Linked DNA regions of Mus musculus: all the other regions are linked to region 1. The links are chromatin loops, found by intact Hi-C in ENCODE. Cell type or tissue: heart. All regions are shown on one strand.

Evidence for each region. A loop is a pair of places that touch in the nucleus more often than their neighbours do. Peaks named below come from ENCODE experiments on the same cell type or tissue, not always from the same donor. Only the 100,000 strongest peaks of a DNase experiment are listed, where the experiment ranks them.
Region 2: a loop joins it to region 1, with 2.3 times the contacts of the local background. A loop is called at or near these places in 16 of 42 quality-filtered maps.
Region 3: it touches region 1 in a loop (4-fold over the local background); 8 of 42 quality-filtered maps call a loop at or near these places.
Region 4: it touches region 1 in a loop (2.3-fold over the local background); 3 of 42 quality-filtered maps call a loop at or near these places.
Region 5: it touches region 1 in a loop (8-fold over the local background); 36 of 42 quality-filtered maps call a loop at or near these places.

What each region holds. Positions count from the first base shown.
Region 1 is chr19:46,668,820-46,673,819 of GRCm38, reverse strand. It overlaps Cyp17a1 (cytochrome P450, family 17, subfamily a, polypeptide 1), which reads left to right and starts at 820. Exons shown (of 8, transcript NM_007809.3): 1 at 820-1,273; 2 at 2,728-2,863; 3 at 3,053-3,282; 4 at 4,012-4,098; 5 at 4,459-4,674; 6 at 4,979-5,000. The coding sequence starts at 977. The region is part of intron 1 of Gm41857 (predicted gene, 41857); the gene reads right to left. RefSeq lists a cis regulatory region at 580-679 and a promoter at 1-952. In heart, a CTCF peak has its summit at 2,966 (motif pointing left); a DNase peak (open chromatin) is centred at 2,939; H3K27me3 peaks cover 885 bases.
Region 2 is chr19:46,988,357-46,993,356 of GRCm38, reverse strand. It overlaps a transcript of Nt5c2 not described here. Among named protein-coding and RNA genes, the nearest start is that of Ina, 24 kb to the left of the region's middle. In heart, a CTCF peak has its summit at 2,000 (motif pointing right); a DNase peak (open chromatin) is centred at 1,996; H3K27ac peaks cover 1,115 bases.
Region 3 is chr19:46,585,811-46,590,810 of GRCm38, reverse strand. Sfxn2 (sideroflexin 2) reads right to left here. Exons shown (of 12, transcript NM_053196.3): 5 at 2,801-2,876; 6 at 2,502-2,587; 7 at 610-670; 8 at 261-327. Among named protein-coding and RNA genes, the nearest start is that of Wbp1l, 11 kb to the left of the region's middle. In heart, a CTCF peak has its summit at 2,770 (motif pointing left); a DNase peak (open chromatin) is centred at 2,760.
Region 4 is chr19:47,041,339-47,046,338 of GRCm38, reverse strand. It overlaps Pcgf6 (polycomb group ring finger 6), which reads left to right. Exons shown (of 10, transcript NM_027654.3): 6 at 421-529; 7 at 3,546-3,573. Among named protein-coding and RNA genes, the nearest start is that of Pcgf6, 7.1 kb to the left of the region's middle. In heart, a CTCF peak has its summit at 2,528 (motif pointing right); no DNase peak of the experiment used is centred here.
Region 5 is chr19:46,867,096-46,872,095 of GRCm38, reverse strand. Cnnm2 (cyclin M2) reads right to left here. Exons shown (of 8, transcript NM_033569.3): 5 at 3,465-3,558; 6 at 375-440. Among named protein-coding and RNA genes, the nearest start is that of Nt5c2, 93 kb to the left of the region's middle. In heart, a CTCF peak has its summit at 2,335 (motif pointing right); a DNase peak (open chromatin) is centred at 2,415; H3K27ac peaks cover 261 bases.

The DNA of each region.
Region 1 (5,000 bases):
TTAAAATGTTACTCTGTAATTTTTGTGTTTAAGATACTAGTTAGATATTTTATATGATTTTTAACTAGTGTTTTATTATTTTATAGGCATGAGTGTTTTACCTGCATGTATGTATGCAGACCGTGTGTGTTGGGGGTGCTTTCAGGGGCCAGAAGGTGCTTTCCTGGAACCAGAGGTACAGAAAGTTGTGAGCTACCATGTCAGTGCTGGGAATCTAACCTGGGTCTTCTGGAAGAGCAACGAGGCATCTTGACTGCTGAGCCATCTCTCCAGCTCTTAGTTAAAGTATTTTAAATGATGCATTTTACGTTTTATACATAGTAACATGACAAAATCATTTATTTCCAGAAAATATTAAATAGCCCATTCAAGAGAATGTACCTAGAAAGTAACCAAGCTATTTGAACAGAGACCTGCAATGGCCCTTGAGCTGATGTTCTGTGTACCTGAAAGCCTATGACTTCTGGATTCTTATCATCACTGCCTTGTGTGACCTTATGCAAACTAACCCTAAAAGACCTCTCTCTCCTCAACTATCAGATAATAAGACTGAAGTCTCTTTGACAGCTTTGGCTAGCTGCAACCTGATGACATTAATTATTAACTGTGCAGCACTTTTGACATTACAGCACGCACTCTGAAACCTTGATCTTAATCTGATAGCATTTGCCTCTGGGAGGATCCATAGCGCAGAAGCCCCAGGGAGATGACCAACTCTCTGCTCTTTAGCCAGCTCCTCCTCCAGGAGTTCGTCCTTAATCTGAGCCAGCCCTTGTGGAGGCCAAATTCCCTCTCCTCTCCCTTTTCTGGGTGAGGACTCAGGCTTGGAGACACTCCAGGATAAACTTCTGCAGGCCAAGAGATAACACGTCTTCAAGGTGACAATCAGAAACGCCTTTTAAAAGTTCTCCTTCTCTGCTGAAATTGCTGTAGCTTCTCCACTCCACAGCTGGCCATCTGCCTACACCTGGCTGCCATGTGGGAACTTGTGGGTCTCTTGCTGCTCATCCTGGCCTATTTCTTTTGGCCCAAGTCAAAGACACCTAATGCCAAGTTCCCCAGGAGCCTTCCATTCCTGCCCCTGGTGGGTAGTCTACCGTTTCTCCCCAGACGTGGTCATATGCATGCCAACTTCTTCAAGCTGCAGGAAAAGTATGGTCCCATCTATTCTCTTCGCCTGGGTACCACAACTGCAGTGATTGTCGGTCACTATCAGCTGGCCAGAGAAGTGCTCGTGAAGAAGGGGAAAGAATTCTCTGGTCGGCCCCAGATGGTAAGCAGTGCCAACCCTCCTCTTCCTCGGTCCCTGGGGTTGTACAGTTCTTATTTCTTTCAAAATCAGACTTGTGGGACTGCTCCCTCAAGACCCTACCGAACCTCTAAACTGGGAAGGAGGAATTAACGGGAAAACCCTTGAATGGCTTGTCTAGCAAGATGGTGCAGGGACCTGCAGAGCTGAGAAGCCTGTATGCCACTCACCTTCCCCTCTATGATACGATAATCATTCTAGAATATCCAGGCAAAGCCTTTAGCCCAGACCCAGAGCTAAAGTTCTCTATAAGTGTGACATTGTTGGGAAATAGGGCAGTGATTGCATCCTCCACCAGAAGATGCTTGGAGAAGCGGCTGGCATCATGGAGGGCTAGGACTGCAGTTTCTCTTATATGGCTTTGGCTCACAGATAGCTGGGGGAATATTACAGGGGGAGAGGGGACAAGGGACAGGGACATACAGTAGTATCTTGGGGCATCTGTTCTCATTTGTGCTGACTGTTGAGTAGCCATCCTACAAACACCACCTGTGCTCCCATGACCCTGTTGCAAGTGTTCCCCTGGGTACCCCGATAGAGGACGACCAGCCTCAGCTTTTAACAGGCCAAAACAAATTCCTTTTCCATGCGCTGGTCAGCCAGCGTGGCTGCCCAACTGCCAGGCTCTCTCAGGTTTGGGTTCCTCTCAGAAGCAAAGGAATAAACTGGGCCAGGTGACGGCAGCACACGCCTTTAAGGCTAGCACTTGGGAGGCAGAGGCAGAGGCAGGTAAATCTCTGGGTTTGAGGGCAGCCTGGTCTTGCCAATGCTATACGGGGAGAAGGAAGGAAGGAAGGAAGGAAGGAAGGAAGGAAGGAAGGAAGGGAATAAAACCATCACCACCACCCTGTGAATAAGAGACTAGCCTGGTGGGTTTTGGGGAGAGTCGGGGATGGAGAATGAAGACTTAGACCCTTGTGTTTTGTAGATGGCATCTTTTAGAGATGATAGCTCAAGCTTAAGTCCAACCTGGGAGGATCAAACATCTGCTGTCTCCAAATGAGGATCTGAGGCTGGGTGCACAGGCCAGCAAGTATGGCTTTAGCAGCCTGGTGGTTGGGGACAAAAATAGAGCTGTCTTGGAAGTCTCTCAGTCTCCTCGTCCCTAGGACAGACTCACCTAGCTCATCCCACCCATAGCTGACTCTCCAGGTCAAAAATTGAACTAGAGAGTCCCAGAGGGCACCCTACTAATGACCTGAACCCCAGGGCTCTTGCATTCAAATCCAGGGTTCTTTCTGTCTCCTCGCTCTACTGCCTTTCATGGAACTTTAGTGAGGACTTTGGGGCGTCCTACTAAGTAAGAGAGGCATAGGGATCTCACAGCACTCATCAGGACTGCAGATAGATAGATGGAGAAGCCTGAGAGTTCCGGGAGTTTGCCTGATAATGCCTACAGCCTTGCCTGCTCTCCAAAGGTGACTCTAGGCCTCTTGTCGGACCAAGGAAAAGGCGTCGCCTTTGCGGATAGTAGTAGCTCCTGGCAGCTGCACCGGAAGCTGGTATTCAGCACCTTTTCCCTGTTCAGGGATGACCAGAAACTGGAGAAGATGAGTGAGTGAAAGGCTAACCCTTAGGGCTAGGGGGCTGGGGAAGGATGCTGGGCGGCTGGGTGCAGCCATTTCTTAGCGGCTGCTGCCATCAAGTGGCCATCAGCTCTCTATGCCTATCCCTGGATAAGACCTTGGCCAGAGGCGACAGCGTTGACTGATCCCTCCTCTTCACTTTCCTCCCTCTTGTCAGTATGTCAGGAAGCCAACTCACTGTGTGACTTGATACTTACATACGACGGGGAGTCCCGAGATCTGTCTACGCTCATCTTCAAGTCAGTAATCAATATCATCTGTACCATCTGCTTCAACATCTCTTTTGAGAACAAGGATCCGATACTGACTACCATACAGACCTTTACAGAGGGTATTGTGGATGTCCTGGGCCACAGCGATCTGGTGGACATATTCCCGTGGTTGAAGGTGAGAAGGAGATCCCACTGCGACAGTGTCCCCAGTACTTTCAGTTTCCATGACCATCTTTCTCTTCCAACTCTTCCCACAGTCATCTGCTCTGCCTCATACAACCCCAGACACTTGGTCGGCATTTTTATCCTCCAGGCCGACTCTCATATAGCTCACACTGGCCTCGAACAACCTAAGCAGCTGAGAATGACTCTGAAATTTTGATCCTCCTGCCTCCAAGTCCCAAGTACTAGGACTACAAACATGTACTATAGTACTTTGCTGTGTCTCTCTTTTTTTTATGTCCTGTATCTTCCTACTCAGGGCTATTATTCTCTAGTTGCCATTTGTCAGCAGTGAGCACCTGGTAAGTGTTAGTCACTGGAAGCTTCCCCCAGGAGGTATACCCAGTTATCCTCAGTGCTGAGGAGAGACAGACACAGGCTTAACCTATTTGAGGAACATGCCCAAGTCCTTAGTCTCAAGTCTGACTTATGATAAGGGAGAGCACAACACTGTCAGGGCTTGGTGATGGATTGAATTGAGAACATGAGGACTCTACCCTGTACTCCACTGTTTAAAGTTGTCCTTCCTGTCTCTGGTAACCACATTCCGCTATCTTCTTGCCTTTCTTGATAAAGGTCCAGACTGGCGTGGAGACTTTCTTAAACCGAAAGCTAAAGTCTGCCTCTCGCCAAGGATTTTCCTAATTGCGTGGATGGATTTGACATTTCCTTCTCTTTCCAGATTTTTCCCAATAAAAACTTGGAAATGATAAAGGAACACACTAAAATTCGAGAAAAAACACTGGTTGAAATGTTTGAAAAATGCAAGGTAAGTGATCAAGAAGAGGCGACTGTGAGGCTGGAGGTATCTTGAGAGCAAGGCTGTGATGCATTTTGGACACTGTGAGATTCCCCAGAGCCTAGCAGGGGGGCTGGCACATAATGGGTTAACTGCTAGAAACTGACCTATTAATAAATGGGAGGGGGGAGTGAGTAACTGAAACAGTTCTTAGAGGGACATAGAGGGAGGCACAGGGCTATTCCCTACCTCTACCACCTCACAGGTCCTGCCCAGTCCCTCTCCACTCTCACACACCTTGCTGTGTCTCTGGTATAGGGTGGAGTGTGGCAGGGATGTTGGAAGTGAGGCTCCCTCCTCATCCTCTTCTCTCACTGTCTCTCACCCCAGGAGAAATTCAATAGTGAATCTCTCTCCAGCCTGACAGACATTCTGATACAAGCCAAGATGAATGCAGAAAATAATAACACTGGGGAAGGCCAGGACCCAAGTGTGTTCTCAGATAAGCATATCCTTGTCACGGTGGGAGACATCTTTGGGGCAGGCATAGAGACAACTAGCTCTGTGCTGAACTGGATCCTGGCTTTCCTGGTGCACAATCCTGAGGTGAGTGTCTCCCCAACTCTTGTCTTCCTATAGAATCCAACCAGCCAACCATTATGGGGGGCAGGCAATGCCTGGAGCCTTCTGTACAGATAACTATAGCCCCACTCTGCCTCTCACACAAGCAGAGGCTGACTCTGGCTCTGGGTTAAAGTTTTCCTGTCTTCTAGAAACCAGGCCTAGGCTACAGAGCCATCACTGGATAGAATCATTCAGGCTGTTCTGGGTATGACCACTGGTCTCTGCTATGCCCATGTCTCTCTTAGACTTGAACAAGCTGGTCATATGGCCTTGTTCTGGCCCTCAGGTGAAGAGGAAGATCCAAAAGG
Region 2 (5,000 bases), 320 kb before region 1:
GGTGGTTAATGGCTTGGAGCTTTTAAAGCATCTCCTGGAAATGTGGGCCGGATTTCCTGGAAATCTGGACCGGATTCAAAGGCTCACCTTTCAGTGTCTTCATTAAGAACGGCCTAGTACATCACTCTCCAAACTCAGGGGGTTTTGAATTCTTTCTCAGTTGCAGGCGCGAGAGTTGACTCAGGAGATTTGACTTGTTCTCTGTACCCGCCGTTGTTAGCGTATGGTTTTAGACCTACACTTCTCCCTGGCTGTGTGGTCTACATTAAGTCACTGAGGTTTCCTTTTTCCAGCTATAAATTGAGACAGTAGCAAATTTGCAGTAGAATTGCATTAAAGTGGCCATGGAAAGTTATAGGGGGTTGGTCTGGTGCTACTATGTATTCAAAGGCTAAATACTGTATCCCAAGACCTGGTTACTCCAAGATGAGTGAATCTCACATACACCAGCTTTTGTTGTGCAAACCTTGTGCCCTCCCCCCCCAAGTTATCACTGATTATAATAAGGATACCTATAGCCTGGGCTGGGCAGAGGGTAGGGGACACAGCAAAGATCCCCGGACTTGGGGTCTGAGGTAGGACCATGAGGAGGAGGAGAAGGAAAGAAGACACCACTGTGTAGGTGGCCATGAGGGCTGGCCTGATGGAGTAGGCATGGCCCAGGTGGAGCACGGCCAGTGATATCCCCGGGAACAGCACCAGGGAAGCAGACAAAACAGCACAGAGGATTGGTGTCTGCCCAGCTCTAGTGCTCTTTTTTTTTTCCCCTCAAAGATTTATTTATTATTATAAACAAGTACACTGTGGCTGTCTTCAGATGCACCAGAAGAGGGCGTCAGATCTCATTATGGGTGGTTATGAGCCACCATGTGGTTGCTGGGACCTTTGGAAGAGCAGTCAGTGCTCTTACCCACTGAGCCATCTCACCAGCCCAGCTCTAGTGTTTTTTTGTTTTTTTTTTGTTTTTTCTTTCTGAGACAGGGTTTCTCTGTATAGCCCTGGCTGTCCTGAAACTCACTTCGTAGACCAGGCTTGCCTTGAACTCAGAAATCCGCCTGCCTCTGCCTCCTGAGTGCTGGGATTAAAGGCGTGCGCCACCACGCCCAGCCAGCTCTAGTGCCCTTAAGCTCATTGTAAATCTGAAGATTTCTGTGTCTTTTATCTGGGAACAATATGGTCTGAAGTGGAGTAGAAACCCCTTAATATTCAAAGACAACAAGGGGGTGTAGCAACCCCAGAATAATAATTATCACAACAAAACATAATTGAGAGCGTGTATGGGCAAGTACCCAGCTCTGGTTCTGGCCCTCATTAAGCACTCAAAAGTATGATTCTTTAAAAATATACATAGTCGGACTGGAGAGATGGCTCAGTAGTTAAGAGCACTGACTGCTCTTCCAGAGGTCCTGAGTTCAATTCCCAGCAACCACACAGTGGCTCATCTGTAATGGGTATCAATGCCCTCTTCTGGTGTGTCTGAAGTGTGCACATCATATTAAAAAAAAATCTTAAAAAAAAAAGAATATATGTAGTTAGCTCAGGCTCTGAAAACTGTTCGAACAGTTTTGTAAAACGGGAATTATATATACATATATATATATATACACATATATATGTGTATGTGTATATATATATGTGTATATATATATGTATATATATATATATATATACACCTCTATAGTTTAGAAATAACTCATACAGGCAACTAACCCAATAAAGGAGACATTGAAGAAAGTTTGGGGAGATTTGGGCTGATTAGGGTCAGGGTTCTTTTGGACGAGTCAGGATCTGAACAGGATTTTGCTAAAGATTTAAAGTACGGATGAGTACCACTTATGAAGTACAAAGACATAAGCCACACAGAGAGCAGACTGGCTCTTGGCTGGGATTGAGCCTAAGGCTGTTTCGGGGGCAAGGAGTTTAAGGTTTTTCCAGGAGTTACCCAGTGAGCCCAGAGAAAGACTGGTGGCCGGTCTCTGTGCAGTTGGTAAATTTACCACTAGGGGGCAGTGTTGACCAACAGCTTGTCCCTTGCCCAACTTAGGATTTGAGCCAAGGTCTTGGTTAGTGGAACACTTTGAATAGAGGTCGCAGTGCTGATCATTGCAAGCAGAGCCTGCGTGGTGAGTGTCAGGACCTAAAGGTCAGGAGTTGAAATGTATTACTCAAGGTTTTAAGAAATCTATTTATTTGTTTTTGGTTTTTTTTTGTTTTGGTTTTGGTTTGGTTTGGTTTGGTTTTGTTTGGGTTTTTTTTTTTTTTTTTTTTTTGGTTTTTCGAGACAGGGTTTCTCTGTATAGCCCTGGCTGTCCTGGAACTCACTTTGTAGACCAGGCTGGTCTCGAACTCAGAAATCCGCCTGCCTCTGCCTCCCAAGTGCTGGGATTAAAGGCGTGTGCCACCACGCCCGGCTAGTTATTTGTTTTTTAATTTTTGCGATCTCACTATGTAGCACTTGATTGACCTACAACTTGCCACGGTGACCAGATGGCACTGAGCTCACAGAGAGATCTGTCTGCTTCTGTGTCTTGAGTGCTGGGATTAAAGGCACGAGACACCACACTCCCCTTCCTTCCTTCCTTCCTTCCTCCTTCCTTCCTTCCTTCCTCCTTCCTTCCTTCCTTCCTTCCTTCCTTCCTTCCTTTCTCTCTCTCTCTCTCTCTTTCTTTCTTTTAAAGATTTATTTATTTTTATTATATGTAAGTACACTGTAGCTGTCTTCAGACACTCCAGAAGAAGGAGTCAGATCTCTTTATGGATGGTTGTAAGCCACCATGTGGTTGCTGGGATTTGAACTTCGGACCTTCGGAAGAGCAGTCAGGTGCTCTTACCCACTGAGCCATTCCCTGCCACCCCCCACTTTCTTTTAAAACTATTGATATGTTTGCATGTATCTGTCTGGTGTGTCTGTGTGTTTGTGTGTGCATGCACGTGTGTTTTCATGTCTGTGAGTGTGGGCACCACACCTGCCCTGGCTCACATGTAGAGATCAGAAACAACTTTGGATGTTGGTCTTTGCATCCCATCTTGTTTGAAATAGGGTCTCTTGTTCTCTGGTGCAACCCTAGGGTAAGTGGCCCACAAGCGTCTGGGAATTCTTCTGTCTGTGTTGCTGTAGAAATGCTAGGATGATGCACTGTAGGGCATATGGGAGCTTGTTACCAGGCAGGCATGAGAAGTGGTCAGGCTGAGTGAGCGCAAGTCCCAGGGATCTCGGGATTGAGACCGGCAGGAGCGGAGCCGTTCCCTGCCGCCTCTACCTGCCCTGGAACAGAAACCACAACACCCCACTGAGGACCGTGGTGATCAGTCATGTGGCATAAAAAACCTCAAGTACTCCACACTAATGAGGTACCTAGATAAGCCCCTGAGGGTTCAGCCAATTAGCTTCCCTTCCTGTGCACTCCTTCCCGCAAAAGGTATTTGATCCCCGGTTCACCCTGAGTGAAGTGTATGCAATTAATATCCACCATCAAATAAACCAATATGACCAAGCAAGCTGCGGGGAAGGCCTTCATCTTAAAGAGCCTCGCCTAAACTCCCGAAGAAGTCCTTCTCTCTCTTCTTCCAGAGCTCACTTGTAATCAGACTGGTCCCGCCCTTCCTGGACTCTGTCTTCCCCTTCCTGTCCAGTGCATGGATGCCCCAAGGGGAAGCATGGACCATGGACCCTGTGCCCCGACTCCCAGCTGTATGCCAGTGGCGCCCAGGTACATAGGAGACTGGGAACCACGGCATAGGTCCCAGACCCCGCAGCAGACCACCATTCTGGGGACTTCGTTCTGCCTCCCCCGAGCTGCATGCCAGCTGTGCCCAGGCATCCCAGCGGCAAGGCAGGACGCAGTTCAGCAATGCACACTACTGCAATGGCTTCTGGGTATCTACCCACAAGGCCATCTCCCCATCCTGAAAGATGTTTTTAAAAAAAAAATACTTACGAATTTATTTCTTTAGTTTTCATTTCTTTAACATCTCTTTAATTCAATAGCCAAGGAGTGAGGCAGGCATTATTATTCTCATTGAACAAATAATTTATCACTGGGTCTCTAATTATCCCACCCTACCACCCAGTGACGAATACAATCTGCTTAGCTGGCTACTGGTTAATGTAACATAATGTAACACAATATAACACAATGTAACAACTGGTGAAGTGTAACACATGGAAGGAATGTGGGCCTTGGCTTTGGCTGACTTGGAGATCATATGGGTCAGCTACTTGAGTCCAGGAGGCCCCAGCAGTGACTATACATCACTTTAGCCACCTGTAAAGGCCCCTCCCGCCAATGAATGGCTGGTTGCCATCCAGGGCTATGCAGAGAAATGCTCGCCTCTCCCCTCTTTCTGCAGGAGCAGCCAAGCAGATCATGAACCTGAGAGCCCAGCGGTTGGTTCCAGCCTCTGGGTCAGGGGGCAAGGAGGCTGAAGGGAGGGGAGTGCCTGGGCACCCTGCCACAGCTGCACCTTTAGTTAATATTTATTCTTTCTTTCTTTTGCCCAGAGACTAGGGGAGCCCAATCACAGATAGTGAAGAAAACTCCAGGGCTAGGAGAAGCTGGTTCCTGTCAGGGGTGACTCAGGCAGACCTTTACAGCAGGCAGTGCCCCCACCTGGCTCTGTGCAGGTCTTTTGTGTGGTTGTTAGAGACCACACTACTTATCTGCTCAGCAGAGCAGTCTCCTAGGAGTGCAGGAGGGTGCGGCTGGGTAATGGGTACAGAACAGTTTTATCTTTCTGCACAATGACTTTCCCTGGGGGGGAGGGGGAGACCCCTGGGTCTCTTCAGGGCGTGGCACCCCTTTTCATTAAAACTGCCTTGTCTTTCTAAAACGCATTTTGTTAGTGTTTTCTTTCCCAGAGGGGACTTGTAAATTGAGCTCCTTATTCCTCAGCGCGATATAGAGCTGACCAGAATTTCTGCCAACTCATTGTTCTTCCTCTCTGTGAGCACGGCTTCTCAGCGCCGTGAACCACCATCTTCAGAGTCATTAACGACATGA
Region 3 (5,000 bases), 83 kb after region 1:
GGCAGTCCACTGCCTCTGCCATTGTCTCCCAGAGACCTCCCACTATTGCTCAGTATTATTAGCTAAATGAAGCTACCTTGCTCCCCCCAATCAGATGAACTGATAGAAACTGGAAGAACATGTGTGGGTCCCCTGTCCACTCTCACAAAAAGCCTGAGAAGGTAATGGTACCTCCCACTTGAAAGCTGAGGTGACCGAGGCCTCGACTAGGTATTCAAGGGTCCCTCCCACCCTGATATTTGAGGTGTTCCCCATCTTACTCATGCCAGGGGCTGCCATGGTGATCCGAGAGATAACCACTTGTGCGATGCCCACAGCCGCAGCTCTCTGGGGGCAGAGAAGAGCTGTCAGGGATCACTTTTCAAGTGTGCATGGGCTGCACTATATAGGTGAGGGGGGAACATGGCCAAGTCTGAGCAGGTAAAGGCATGGATGGACCCACCAGGAGCCAAGTGCCCTTACCCAACCCGCCTGCCTGAAATGACGTGGGAAGCCTGTCTGAAGAACTAAATGAGGATGGGGGGTGTCAGACCTGCAATGGCACCCAGGACAAGTGTGAGGCCATCGAGGAGGGATGGGGTCTGAGGAGGAAGTCTCTCCTCTGCTTACCTGAGAATGGCCAAGCTCATTTTGGTTCCTGTCCTTCACACAGATGCCCTGAATGAGTTCCCTAAACAACAGAAGTTTCTAGATGTTAGGAAGTAGGTGCAAGGAACCTGCCGGGCAGGTGATCCCATCAGGTCACCAGCTCCAAGGACTGATGCAGGAGGAAGCCCCTCCTGCAGCCTGGCCCTTTGGTCTCTCTTCTTCATCCCAGTAGATGGTATCTCAGAAGCCATCCTGAGCAGAGGCCAAGAAAGCCAGCCCCGGATCCTCACTGCCTCAGCGGGCAGACTCCCAAAGCTGTAGGCGTATGTGTGACCTTGAGAATGGTCTTTAACCCTTCTAAACCTCAGTGTTCCTCATGTGGAGAATAGGGATAATCCTGACACCTACTTCATGGAACCTAGTGAGGATTAAATGATCTACTGGCCAAGTTCCGAGATCAGTGCCTGACTTAGTACCTATTCCCCCAAGCAGTAGCTACTCTGTGTAGACAAGCTCTTGGCGTCCCTCAGTTGGAGACCAGGTAAACAGCCATACGCATTCATCTGCTTGGGGAGCTAGGCAGAGCAAGGAGTGGAGGAGAGTGGAGAGATGTGCATGCACAGCACTCCGTAAGCTCTTTCTCCAGGGGCTACCGTGGTGAGCCTCCACCTGCCAAAAAATGTGGCTGTAGTTACTGACAACAGTGGCAATGGCATCCAAGATACCCAGCCCTATGCCACCCGTGTTCTAGAAAAATACAAAAGGGAAAAGAAAACAGAAACTGGACTGAGGATGTAGCTCAGTAGTCATCCTTGGCTAGTGTGCATGGCGAGCCTCTAGGCCTAATACCCAGCATGTCAGAGAGAAAAAACAAAACAGGAAGAAGAAGCAGCAGCAGCAGCCACTGCCACTGCCTCTGGAAATGTACGACTATAACCCCAGCACTCCAGAGGCAGAGGCAGAGGCAGAGGCAGATCAGTGCAAGCTCTAGGCCAGCCAGGACTACACAGTGAGATACAGTCCGGAGGCTAGGAGCACACATCACTTTTGCAGAAGACCTATGTTCAGTTCCCAACACCCACATCAGTTTCACAACTGCCTGTAACTTCAGCTCCATGGAGATCCACTGAGTCCAGTCTCTGCGGGCACCTGCACTCACAGACACATACCTACACATACATACACATTATTAAAAATAAAACCTTTAGTCAGGCATGGTGGCGCATGCCTTTAATCCTAGAACTCAGAAGGCAGAGGCAAGTGGATCTCTGTAAACTCAAGGCCAGCTTGGTCTACATAGTAAACTCCCAAGTCAGCCAAGGATACAAAGTAAGTAAGTCTCTCTCTCTCTAAAAAAAAAAAAAAAGACTCTAAAAAGAAGACAAGAAACAAAACCTGCAAGATACAATGGGTTTCTGCATTACCTTTTGTGAAAAGCTCCAGGGCACACCTGCCCCGCCCCTGGCTTCTCGGAGCACGTGGATACTGTGCTAGCATTAGATGCTCAGTTCTGCAGCATTTCTGCCAGTAAGCTATTCTAAGAGTTTGGGAAGTTAGGCAGCATTTACAGCTCTGACTTTCATTCCCGTGGCCAGGATCTAAGCTAGGGGTATAGTTTTAGGGACAGAGCACTTACCTAGCATGCACAAGGCACTGAGTTCAATCCCCGACATGGACAAGAAAAAAGGACTGGTCCATAGGTCCATGACTAATCAACCCACTCAACCCAATACACTAAATTTAAATCGCCCACTATCTTAGGTCCATTATAGAGGAATGGTGGCCCTTGAGGTGGCCCACTGGTCTTCTCTGTACTGCCCAGCCCCAGGAAGCTACTGGCTCAGCGCATTGGCCTCCTTTCCGTCCCTGCTAACCCTGTGATGGAGAAAGAGAACAAGGCTCCCTGTACTCACTGCTGTCGCATCATTGGGATATTGACACAGTTAGCGGCAGCCACAGCGGCAAAAGGCACCCATCGGCCCACCAAGGGTGGGGCTCTCTGTTGAAGGCAGGGAACAACAGAAGTTATTCAAGCTCAAACAAGAGGCTTTGGAATATACAGGAAGAGAGGCAATCAAACACAGCCAGTGACATATGTCCAGACATCCACTCTGGAATCCTCAGACTCCTATGAGCTGGAGCAAGCTGTTTTCACTGGAACTCTGCTGCCCTCTGGTGGTCACTGTGCCCACAGCTCCCCATTCGTACGTACCTTTGTCCACATGTTCATGCCCACTGCAGTGGCCACCGCAGTAGTAGTAGCTGTGAAGTAGGAGAGGGCCATCTGCCTAGTGAGAGAGAAATTCGAGATGGATGAACACGTAGGTGTTGGGAGTGGTGTCACAGTGGCTCAGGCAGGGCCAGGGTCTCTTTAGCAAGAGACTCGAGTAATTGGGCTTCAGGACTCGTGTGACCTGTCTCACCCACATTCCCATCACTCAGTGCCAAGCACCCTCAGTCCTCTCTCAGAGCATTAAACACACAGCACTTTTTCTGCCTCAGAGCCAGTGTATATTGCTGCTCCCTGTTTAGAGAACCCTCCCGGCCTCCTACATATTTGAATCCTTATGCTGGCTAGTTTTATGTCAACTTAATACAAGCTAGAGTCATCTGAAGTGGGACCCTCAATTGAGAAATGCCTCCATAAGATCTGGCTCTAAGGCATTTTCTTAATTAGTGATTGATGGGGGACGGCCCAGCCCATTGTGGTTTCTTAATTAGTGATTGATGGGAGACAGCCCAGCCCATTGTGGGTGGTGCCATCCCTGCACTTGTGGTCCTAGGTTCTATAAGAAAGCAGTCTGAGCAAACCAGAGGGAGCAAGCCAGTAAGCAGCAGCCCTCCATGGCCTCTGCATCAGCTCTTGTCTACTGCCCTGCTTGAGTTCCTGCCCTCCCTGCTTTTGGTGATGAACTGTTCTATGGAACTGTGAGTGAAATAAACTCTTCCCTCCCCAAGTTGCTTTTCATGATGGTTTCACCACAGCAATAGTAACCCTAGCTAAGACAACACTGATCTTTCAGAGCCCAGTTGGATGCCATCTCTCCAGAAGGGATTTCCCAAGGGAACAGTCCAAACAGAGCCACTGCTGTCCTGTCCCACCATGCATCTCCATGACAACAAAACGGCAAGCAAGCATCACTACACACTCGTCCATGTGTTTGGTTTGGTTGGGTTATTGAGAGAGATCTCAACATGTAGGCTGGCCTTGAACTCACAGAGCTCTGCCTGCCAGCCCAGTTAGAAGATCTTTAAACAGAGCCTCTTCTTACTCATAAGGGAATCTCAAGCCTCTAGAACCTTGCCTGGCACATAATTAACACTCAGCAAAATTCTGGGACTAAAGAGATGGCTCAGTGGTTAAGAGAACCAGGTTCAATTCCCAGCTCCCATACCCAATGACTTATAACACCTGCAACTCCAACTGGAGGGTATCTAACACCTTGTGGCTTCTGCACACACATATGGCGATCAGTAACAAAAGACACACACAAACAAAAATAAACCTTGAGGAATGAGAGATGGCTCAGTGGTTAAGAGCACTGTTTTAGTTTTGGTTTTAAGACAGGGTCTCACTACATAGCCCAGGATGGACTGAAACTCACAGAGATCCCCTGCCTCTGTCTCCTGAGGGCTGAGATTAAAAGTGTGAGTCACCATGCCCAGCTTGTTTTTTTTTTTTTTTTAAATTACGTGTGTGTACATGTGAGCATGCATGCATGTAGAGGTCAGAGACCCCGGAGCTGGACTATTGGACCTAGGTGGTAGGATCCGGACTTAGGAGCCCTGGCAATGCAGAGCATGCTCTAACTACTGAGCCATCCATCTCTAGAGCTCACGAGCACTGGCTGCCCTTGCAGAGGAGCCAGGTTGTATTCCCAGCACCCACAGGGTGGCTCACATCCATCTATAACTCCAGTTCCAGGGGATCCAATACCCTCTTCTGATTTCTGTAGGCACAGGGCAAGCATGACGTGCACAAAGAATAACACAAAATAAATAAATCTAAAAAGTAAAAATAAATATATATTTTTTTAAAAAATAGAAAAGAAGCCGGGCGGTGGTGGCGCACACCTTTAATCCCAGCACTCAGTAGGCAGAGGGAGGCGGATTTCTGAGTTCAAAGCCAACCTGGTCTACAGAGTGAGTTCCAGGACAGCCAGGGCTACACAGAGAAACCCTGTCTCAAAAAAAAAAAAAAAAAAAAAAAAAAAAAAGAAAAAAAGAAAAGAATAAATCAGTCAAAAGAATGGATATTTCAAAATAGTCTGGGGAAAAGATACTCTCAGTTGGTCTTAATATTTCAAACACTGGGAAAGGGTAGTCTGGCCACCTGCCCAGAGTGGACCCCACTCAGAAAGAAGTTCACGAGTGAGCGGCAGGGCTGCTCAGAGAGTCAGAGGATAGCAGCT
Region 4 (5,000 bases), 370 kb before region 1:
TTCTCTGTCTAGCCCTGGCTGTCCTGGAACTTACTCTGTAGACCAGGCTGGTCTCGAACTCAGAAATCCACCTGCCTCTGCTTTCCGAGTGCTGGTATTAAAGGTGTGCGCCACCATGCCCGGCTCGTGTTTGTATTTTCTTACACAGGTATCCACTTGGCAGGACTCCCTCTCCTTGCCACGTGTGGCCTAGGAGAGAGACTCACTTGGTAACAAGCACCGTTACCAACTGAACCTTTTTCCCCCACTTTAAGATTACTGATTTGACAGATTAATTGGTAATTTTAAGGAAAAGGAGACTTGATCAGGACTTGATATTTTGGTCAACAGTTGTAATACTTGTGTGATTCATTCCTTAAAGATCTCAAGTTTGTGAAAATTTTAATCCTACATCAGGTTCTTTGTTTTCATCTCAAATAGCTGCTCCACAGCCAGTCCCTTCAAGCAAAGGAAAAACCAAGAAGGTCCTAGAGTCAGTGTTTCGTATTCCACCTGAACTTGATATGTCTTTATTACTTGAGTTCATTGGGTGAGTGACCTGAAAAATTTACCATTTGCTTATTTTTGGAATTTCAAAGTAAGATTTTACATTTAGCCTAGGCTAGCCTTGAACTCGACACATTCGTTCTCTTGTGTTTGATATGCACTTGGTAAACCACCATGCTATGCTGGGCTGGCCTCTTACTACCTTTTGGGGCTATCGAGATGGCCCAGTGGTTAGAAACATTTGCTGTTCTTGCACAGGACATGGTGGTTTAGTTCCCAGTCATGTCATACAGCTCACGACTCACAACTGTCTGTAAGTCCAGTGTCAGAGGGTCTGGCAACATCTTGTACAGGATGCATACACTCAGGACACACACATTAAGTAAATACATTTTATTTTTAGGTTTATTTTTTTGTGTTATGAATGTTTTGTTTGCATGTATGTTATAAGCGTGTACGATGTAAATGCCTGATGTTGAAGGAGTTGGGAGAAGGGTGTTGGATGCCTTGTAACTGTCCTTACAGACAGCTGTTAGCTGCTTGGTGGGTGCTGGGAACCCAGGTCCTCTGTAAGAGCAACAAGTACTTTTAACTGCTGAATTATTTGTTTTTCTTTAAAGAAAGAAAATTGTTTTTTAGCTTTAAAGTCGTGACTTTTCTTCTCAAGGCAGTTCTTTAGTCCATAGTTGCCTGGAATTTTTGGTTTTGTCTTTTTTTTTTTTTTTTTTTTTTCTTTTTTTCCGAGACAGGGTTCTCTGTATAGTCCTGGCTGTCCTGAAACTCACTTTGTAGATCAGGCTGGCCTCGAACTCAGAAATCTGCCTGCCTCTGCCTCCTTAGTGCTGGGATTAAAGGCATGTGCCACCATGCCCTGATTGGTTTTTTTCAAGACAGGATATTTTTGTGCATGTGTAGCCCTGGCTGTCCTGAAACTTACTCTGTAGACCAGGCTAGCCTACCTAAGATTAAAGTTATGTGCCACCACAGCCAGGCTTTCAATTTCTTTGTGGCTAGCTCATCTTAATTCTAGATCCTCATGCCCAAGAGTGTCCCAGAATGCAGCTTGTGCTACCAGGCCTCCATAAACAAAGTAAGTCCAACAGTTCTGAAATAAATAAATTATAGAATACTTAAGATTGAGAAAAATGTTAGATTAACATAGTAACCGCTGGGATCCGTATCCTACAGTAGCACACACAGTCCCAGCATGGAGGAGCATCACTGTGTTCAAGGCTAGTGTACTGGCTAGTTTTGTGTGTCAACTTGACACAGCTGGAGTTATCACAGAGAAAGGAGCTTCAGTTGGGGAAGTGCCTCCATGAGATCCAGCTGTAAGGCATTTTCTCAATTAGTGATCAAGGGGGAAAGGCCCCTTGTGGGTGGGACCATCTGAAAGCAGGCTGAGCAAGCCAGGGGAAGCAAGCCAGTAAAGAACATCCCTCCATGGCCTCCGCATCAGCTCCTGCTCCCTGACCTGCTTGAGTTCCAGTCCTGATTTCTTTCAGTGATGAACAGCAGTGTGGAAGTGTAAGCTGAATAAACCCTTTCCTCCCCAACTGCTCCTTGGTCATGATGTTTGTACAGGAATAGAAACCCTGACTAAGACAGCTAGCCTCAGCTGAATATCAAGGCCCTGCCTGCTTTTGCTCTCCCATTGCCCAAAAGGAAAATCTGACCAAAGCCATTCCTAATAGAACAAAACTAACCGAGAAACAAAACCACTATTAATGCAGCAGAAGCCTTGAGTATATCTATGATGGCTTCCTCTCCCTCAGCTTTAGTAGTCACTCCCCAAAGATTCCTTTGCAGTTTTTCATTTGGTTACTGAAGGGTCAGAAGTTCGTGATTAGTTGCAAGGCAGGCCTTTTTTCTCTTCCCTTTTGTAGTTTTAAAATTAGACTGGGCATGGTGGCGCTTTTTTTTAGTTCCAAGCCAGCTAGGGCTACATAGTGAGACCCAGTCTCATAAACAAATACACTCCCTCACCCCCCAGGAAATGAAGTATGGAGAGGTTAAAATACTGGATTAAACTGGTTTTGTTTTACCACTAGGTGGCAGAAGTGACAATTATATTTCTTCCCAAAGACTTGGGTAACCATGTTTTAAAGTAAAACATGGCCAGGTATAATAGTGTGTGCCTAGCTTTTGGGAGGCGGAGGCGGAGGCAGGCAGATCTCTGAGTTTGAGGCCACCAGGTTTCACAACCACTGTGAAGTTCCAGAACAGCCAGACTACTCCAGAGACTGTCTCAATCCACACCTTCAAAACACAAGAAAAGAAAAGAATAGCATGCTGGTGTGGTAGCACAGCTGTAAAAACCCAGCATTCAAGAGGTGGAAGCAGGAGAATCAGGATTCAAAATTAGCCTCGACTATTTAATGAGTTCCAAACAAGCCTGAGAAACATGAGCGCCTATATATATATATATTTTTTTTTTTTTTTCTCAAGACAGGGTTTCTCTGTGTAGCCCTGGCTGTCCTGGAACTCACTTTGTAGACTAGGATGGCCCCGACTCAGAAATCCGCCTGCCTCTTCCTCCCAAGTGCTGAGATGAAAGGCATGCGCCACCACCGCCCGTCTTTTTTTTTTCTTTGCTATCTTAAACTTCATTTCAAATCTGTGTACGTGCTGCCCAGCTTGCCTGCCTGAGTTGGGTCCCAGGAACTTAGGATGGAAGGAGAGAAGTGACTCCTGCACGTTGTCTCCTGACCACGCACGCAAGCAGCAGCGTGACCGCCATTGTAAATAAATAGATGTAAAGTTTATAGCCCTCCAAGGAGGCACACGGCTCTAATCACAGAGCTTGGGATGCAAAGCTGAGTTCAAATCTGACTTCGAGGCCAGCCTGGTCTACAGAGTGGATTCCAGGATGTAGAGAAAACTTGTCTCCAAAACACACATACACACACAAACCAACCAACCAACTAACCAACCAAACAATTTTTTTTCTGAGTAAAATGAATTGCTGCATATGAAATGTTCATGTTATTTTTCTTTTGTTTTATGATTAAGCATGTAATTTAAAATATTGTTTTGATTAACTTTTCCTTTCTTTTTAGTGCTAATGAAGACACCGGACATTTTAAGGTATTTCATTTTTTGTTTACTTTATAAGAGGATTCTGTAGGTATAAATTCTGAATCAGATTAGCAACCAAGTAGAAATTATCTTCAATTAAAATATAAATGTTTGACAAGTTACTGAAATTCAACAGTAATACTATAGTAGTTTCTCAGAGTAAGAAACATTGACTAGGGACTTGTTACTGATTCAAAGAAGTGAAGTAAGGAAAATAAGTAATTTACAAAGCCACATGCCCCATTGATTGGTAATTTTTTTTTTATATTTTAGTTTTTGGAGACAGGTTCCTTCTGGCCTTGAACTTATTAGCCATGGATTACTTGGAATTCTTCATCCTCCTGCCTCTACCTTCTAAGTGCTATAGCTACAAGCATGTCCCACTAGGCCTGATTTTAATGTGGTAATTTAAAAAAATTCTAAGAGTCAGATGTGGTATAACTACTCTAGAGGCTGAAAAAGAGGATCAAAAATTCAAGGCCAGCCTGGGCTATTGTAGTGAGACCAGTCTCAAAAAAAAAAAAAAAAATTCAAAGTGCTTTTGTGTAGTTGGTGCTTAGAGTTTAACATGAATTTAAACTTGTATATTTAACATTTTTGGCTGAAGTTAACCTGCCTTAACTTGTCACTTCAAGCATTCACTGAGATTTGAGGTAAGAACTACTTTGTATTATACTTTGTCAGTTGTTGAGATAAATAGCAAGCTAGAGACACCTACGAAAGTAAAATCTCTGTGATACAGACTCTGATTACTTTTATTAAGGAAAGGTCAGGGTTGTTTCGTTTGTGGCATCTATTTGAAGAGTTTTTTGTTTGTTTTTTGGTGTTTTTTTTTTGTTGTTGTTGTTGGGTTTTTTTTGTTTTTTGTTTTGTTTTGTTTTGAGATGGGGTTTCTCTGTGTAGCCCTGGCTGTCCTGGAACTCACTCTGTAGACCAGGCTGGCCTTGAACTCAGAAATCTGCCTCTTTCTGCCTCCCAAGTGCTGGGATTAAAGGTGTTGGCCACCACCACTGGCTTTTTCGAGAGTTTTAAGGGAAAACCCATGGCTGTAGAAGTCCCAACACACAAGGCTCAGCTGCCCACCCTAGTGTGACATTTAGAGAGATGAATGGTTGATGCAATACTTAACTTGCCTAGCGTGCGTGAAGCCCTAGGTTCATAAATGGAGTGTGTTGCATATTCTATGAGTCCAGCACTTGTGAGATACACGTCAAGTTCAAAGTCATCGTGGATTACAGGAGACTCTGAAAAAGATATATTGATGGAAAACATTAGAAAGAGGTTTAATCAGTATTGCCACAGCAGGAAGAGGAGCAGATAAAGAGGTTCCATGACTCAAGTTTGTCTTTAGGTCACTGGCATAGTTTTTTGTAGTGGTGAAGGTTAATTGTGTTTTTCAAACAGGTTCTGATTCTGTAACCTAGGCTAACCTGGAA
Region 5 (5,000 bases), 200 kb before region 1:
GCAGTCTAGACTCCAGTGCAAACTCCACATCTTATAACATGCTGAAGACGAGTAAGACTCTGGGCAAACCTGGGGCAGAGCTGCAAGGCCCAGACCTGTGAGGTGGGATGAGAAGTGGGACAGGCAGCCACCATACAGACTTTCCCTATGCCCGGTCACCATGGATCCTGGCCCAGAGTTCCTTTCTAGACCTCTGTCGTTTATGTTTTCTGGACAGCTCCATCTTAGGCAGCAGCCTTGGCATTTTCAGGCTGGCAGGAAGCTGGGAACAGCGCTGTGGAAACAGTGTGCAGCCCGGTGGCCAGGCTTCCCCAGGGTCTAGGCAGGCAATGGATCAATGATTGGGTTAGGAGAAAGGAAGCATGCAGAGTTACCTGGAGAGCCCGCAGCTAACACCTCTGTCCTGCTGACAACAAAGGTGCGAGACAGGGACAAAGGAACTGGAAAATGGAGAAAAACAGGGTGAGACCACATTGAAAGGCAGAGACAGATCTTCCCATCCAGGGGACTGCAGTGGACGCTGTCTCACTAACGTGAGCATCCCACCCCACAAGTAGCAAAGCCCACTGCTGTTACATAAAAGGAAGGGACACAAATGACTTCCCCAGAACAGTATGCCACTGGGAAGAATCTTGTCCTTGTGCTCTTTTCTGGAAAGTTCTTAAACCTCCAACACCCAGTTGAGGTCCACAGCTCCAAAACAGGCTGTTCTCAATGTCTGAGTCACAATTAGCCAAGCCTCAGCTGGTAGGGGCTCTAAGAATAGGCCCACGCTGCACTGCGGCGCTCACTCACCATGCGGCCTCACAAGCCCCTGATTACCCAACTCACTGGTATTATTGGTTTCATAATTTTGGCTTGATACTTTGAGTTGCTTGAGATGATTGCAGATTTCAGAGCAGAGGCAACTGTACAGACTGCCTGAGAATGGCAGACAAAGGTTAGGCTCAGCACTGCTCACTCTGATGGGAGACTAGCCCCATCACAGGGAAGACCCCAAGAGCAGGCCAGGAGGGACAGGGCATGCCTTCCCACATGTCCCAAGGACTGAGGGCTTTATTTTACTGCTTTGTGTCAGGACAAGGTCTCAACCTAGAGCCCTGGCTGGCCTGGAACTTGTTCTGTAGGCCACTCTGGCCTCAGTCTCACTGCAGACCTCCATCTCTGTTTCCCCAGTAGACAGCTGACTCTCCATTTACATGTGAACATGTGCGCCGGCCATAGCACATACGTGGGGAACAGAGGGCAACACGTGGGAGTCGTTCTCAAGTCACCAGGCTTGGTGGCAAGCACCTTTACCTGCGATTTCCTCTTGAGCAGACACAGGCAGGCCTTAATGTCCTGTACTGATCGGACATCTCAGTGAACACACAGACCCCCAGACCCAGGTCAGCCTTTGAAATGAATGATGGGGGCCTCCTGGTGAATGGTCAGCTCTTTGCTGCCTTTTGTTGTTATTTTTTTCAGTTGGTTTGAAAGGTCTCTTATGGTCTAGGGTTAACCTCAAACTTACTACTTAGCTCAGGCTAGCCTCATGGTCCTCCCACCTCCTTCACAAGGGCTGGAACTAGTGTGGCCACCATTCCCAGCCTTTTGCTATCCTGTTCTTCGTGGATTTTCCCTACACTACTGTTCACTGTGAGCGAGGCTAGTGTTCAGGTTTAAATAACCAGTCATCAGCAAAAGTGTGTTGCTCTCATCAGTTTACAGAGATGCCTTAAAAATAGGGGTCTGTTAACCTACGCTAACTCGAGACACATAGTCCCAGAACAGTCACAATGATAATACCTTCCTGTGACATAATGTTTCTTCCTGTTGTTCTGTTTTCACACTTTTGAGACAAGGTCTGTGTAGACTACGCTGACTCTGAACTTGTAGCCATTCACCCACCTTTCCCTTGTATTTTAAGGTCACAGCACACTGTCTGCACAGCACCTCATTGTGTCCTCCTGGATATTATGGGACACCAAGGGCTTTTCCTCAGTGTCACCACACAGTGGGAAGGAAGATCACTTTCAAGTTCATAACAAAGACCTTCTAGGAGGGACCACGCAGGCTCATGTGCACACTCAGGGACAATGTCCCTTAGGACAGCAAAGCCTGCACGAGAGAGCAAGGAATCTTGACAGCTTACTGGCTTTTTAACGCTTACATCCTTATGCCAGTCACACTGCTGCGTGGGACAGCAGGGGAAGACAGATGTCACAAAGACAAACTTGCCTGAAGGGTTGCCATTGCTGTTACATTTTTTTTTTTTTTCAGTTTGACAACCTTCCTTTAAAAAGGACTGTGGTTAGCTTTGGCCGTTGTAAATGTTTCCTTGTACAGAATGTCCTTTTGTATTCTGGCCACCAGGTGGCACCACAGCACCTCCGTTTACCTGCCTAATCTACTCCTGGCCAGGGCAGGCAAGCAATAGCAAAGTTGGGTGCTGACACCCCTGCAGGCCCCTCAGACTCTCAGAGAACTTGCTCAATCCCCGTGGTGGCATAACCACGCACCACAAGCAGCCAGCTCTCTAGACAAACAGTAGCAGCAAACTCCCTCAGCCTCTGGGAGATGTAACGGAAAATCCCCAGAAGAGCTACTCTGTGTGATAGACTTAGAATGACTTGGAATGGAGACCAGGGAACACTTCCCAAAACAGGCGGGGCAGGGGGGGGGTGGCCGGGGGGGAGGGGATGTAACAGACACAAGGCTTCTGGAAGTGCTAAGCTTCTAAAAAGTTCTAAAGCTAACTAGCAACTCAGCAGACCCCAGCGCACACACCCACAGAAGACACGCAGCTTCCGCAGGTGCCTCTAACAGGAAATAGCCTTCGGATGGTTAATCTAAGGGTTAGCATCCCTTGAGTTTACAGTCGCCATGGCAACACACCTCTGGTATGTCTCTTGAGAGTACTTCCAGGGAGGTAAATGGGAAAGACACACTCCTGAGAGTGTGGGGACACAGTCCACAGACCGGGGCTCTGGACTGATTTAAAATGAGGGCGGGCGCTGAGCAGCAGCACTCCTCCCTTCTTCCGTAGCCTCAGGTGGCCTTAGTGCATTGCTCAACCATCAGATGAGGGAACTGCAAGCACATAGTAGGGATGGGAAGGAAGCACACCCACGCAGAGCCCAGATGACCATGGCAGCACAACCCGGGCAGAGGAAAACAGAGTCAGCCCACTACATCCTGTGTCCTACAACGTTCGAGAAGTGAGGGGGGACCTCTGGGGGACAGCGATTCAGAGGAGGATGCTTACTCTCTCCTCTCTCTATCACTAAGGCCTTAATAGTCTGCCTCTCCTAGTGTGTACAGCTGTGTTCGCTGGGTGTGGAGACCTATGAAGGCGTATACCCGGGATGGGTACAGCTTCTGTCTCTATGATGCGCATCAACGAGAACCGATTCATGCTGGGCTCAGGGGAGACTGAGGGAGAAGGGCTGCGTCTTCCTGAAACAGATGCCGGGGCTACTCACCTGGAGAGGCTGTGAGGGCCATCACACCATAGTAGGAGAAAGCGCTGGCTTCAAACTTCATGCCTTCTTTCCCAGCTTCCACCTCCACCTTCCCCTGTGGGAAGAAAAGGTGTGACTTCAGCTTCAACGACACAGAAAGCTAGTCCTCCCTGGGCTTGGCCACACTCCTCTCCAATGATCCCAAGAAAGACAAGCTCTGGAAAATAAAGGGGCGGGCATATTCATCTAAACTAGAGAACTGTGTTAGGCTGGACCTCTGGAAATAACGATAAAGGGATCAGTATCTGTGGGCCCACTTAACATTTTCCCCACAGCCCCAGCTCTTCAAGGGCCCTCGGTAATGAAAAGCAGCGGTAAGCCAAATGCTGAGGATGCTCTCAGGGAAGCCTGCCTCAGTGAAGCAGAGGCAGGAGTATCAGAGACCTATGACCAGCCGGACTCTATGAGGCCTTCAAAGGAGGGGGGGGGGCTGGCGTTATGGCTCAGTGGGTAAGAGCACTGACTGCTCTTCCAAAGGTCCTGAGTTCAAATCCCAACAACCACATGGTGGCTTACAACCATCTGTAATGGGATCTGATGCCCTCACAGTGTGCTCACATACATAAAATAAATAAATTAAAAAAAAAAGAGGACGGGAGAGAGAGGAGAAAGGGGGGAAGAGAAGGCAGGCCCGCAGGCTAACACCACACCACACTTTAAATTCACTAATGCCCAGACTAGGAGGCAGACACAGGTGATCCCCCTTCCAAGTCGGGAAAGAGGAACCGGGAAAAGCAGACGATCCAAGAGCAGCCCTCAGCACCTGCCACCCCATGAACATGAACTATCCCATCACCTCCCTAGGGTGCATTCTAGTCTGGATTAGTGAAGACCCTTCTTTTGCACACCCCCTCCGCCTCTCTTTAGGCACGGGAAATCCTAGCCAGACCCTATGAACCATCTTCGACTGTGTGTGGTGCTGCAGCTCTAACCCTGCCCCTCATGTCCTCCAGGCAAGCGCTCTGCCACTCAGCTGCACCCCAGCACCTAAACCCAGAATTTTAAAGCAACCTGCAAAGGAGCAAGAGTTAGAGCATCGCAGCCATGCAGCCATACCCTACCCAGAGGAGCCGCAAGCAGAGAGGAGCCACAAGCAGAGAGGAGCTGTATTCCAATGTGAGGGAGGCAACCACCCGAACATGCCATGAAGAACAGACAGTATGGCCAGGCATGGAAGCACATGCCTGCAGGCCTAGCGCTCACAAAGCAGGGGTAGGAAGATTGCTACAAGCCCAAGGCCAGTCTGGTCTTGTTTCCTGTGCCTAAAGAGAGGCAGAGGGGGTGTGCAAAAAGAAGGGTCTTCAGTAATCCAGACTAGAGTGTACCCTAGGGAGGTGACATAACATAACAAAGTTCCAGGCCAACCTGGGCTGCAGAGTGACATCCTATCTAAAAACTGTTCTCAAAGCTGGAGGCCGAGACGAAGGCTCAGTTGATAAATGCCTGCCAACCAAGCACGAGGACCCAAGTTTGGGTCTCCATCACCATGTGAGAGAC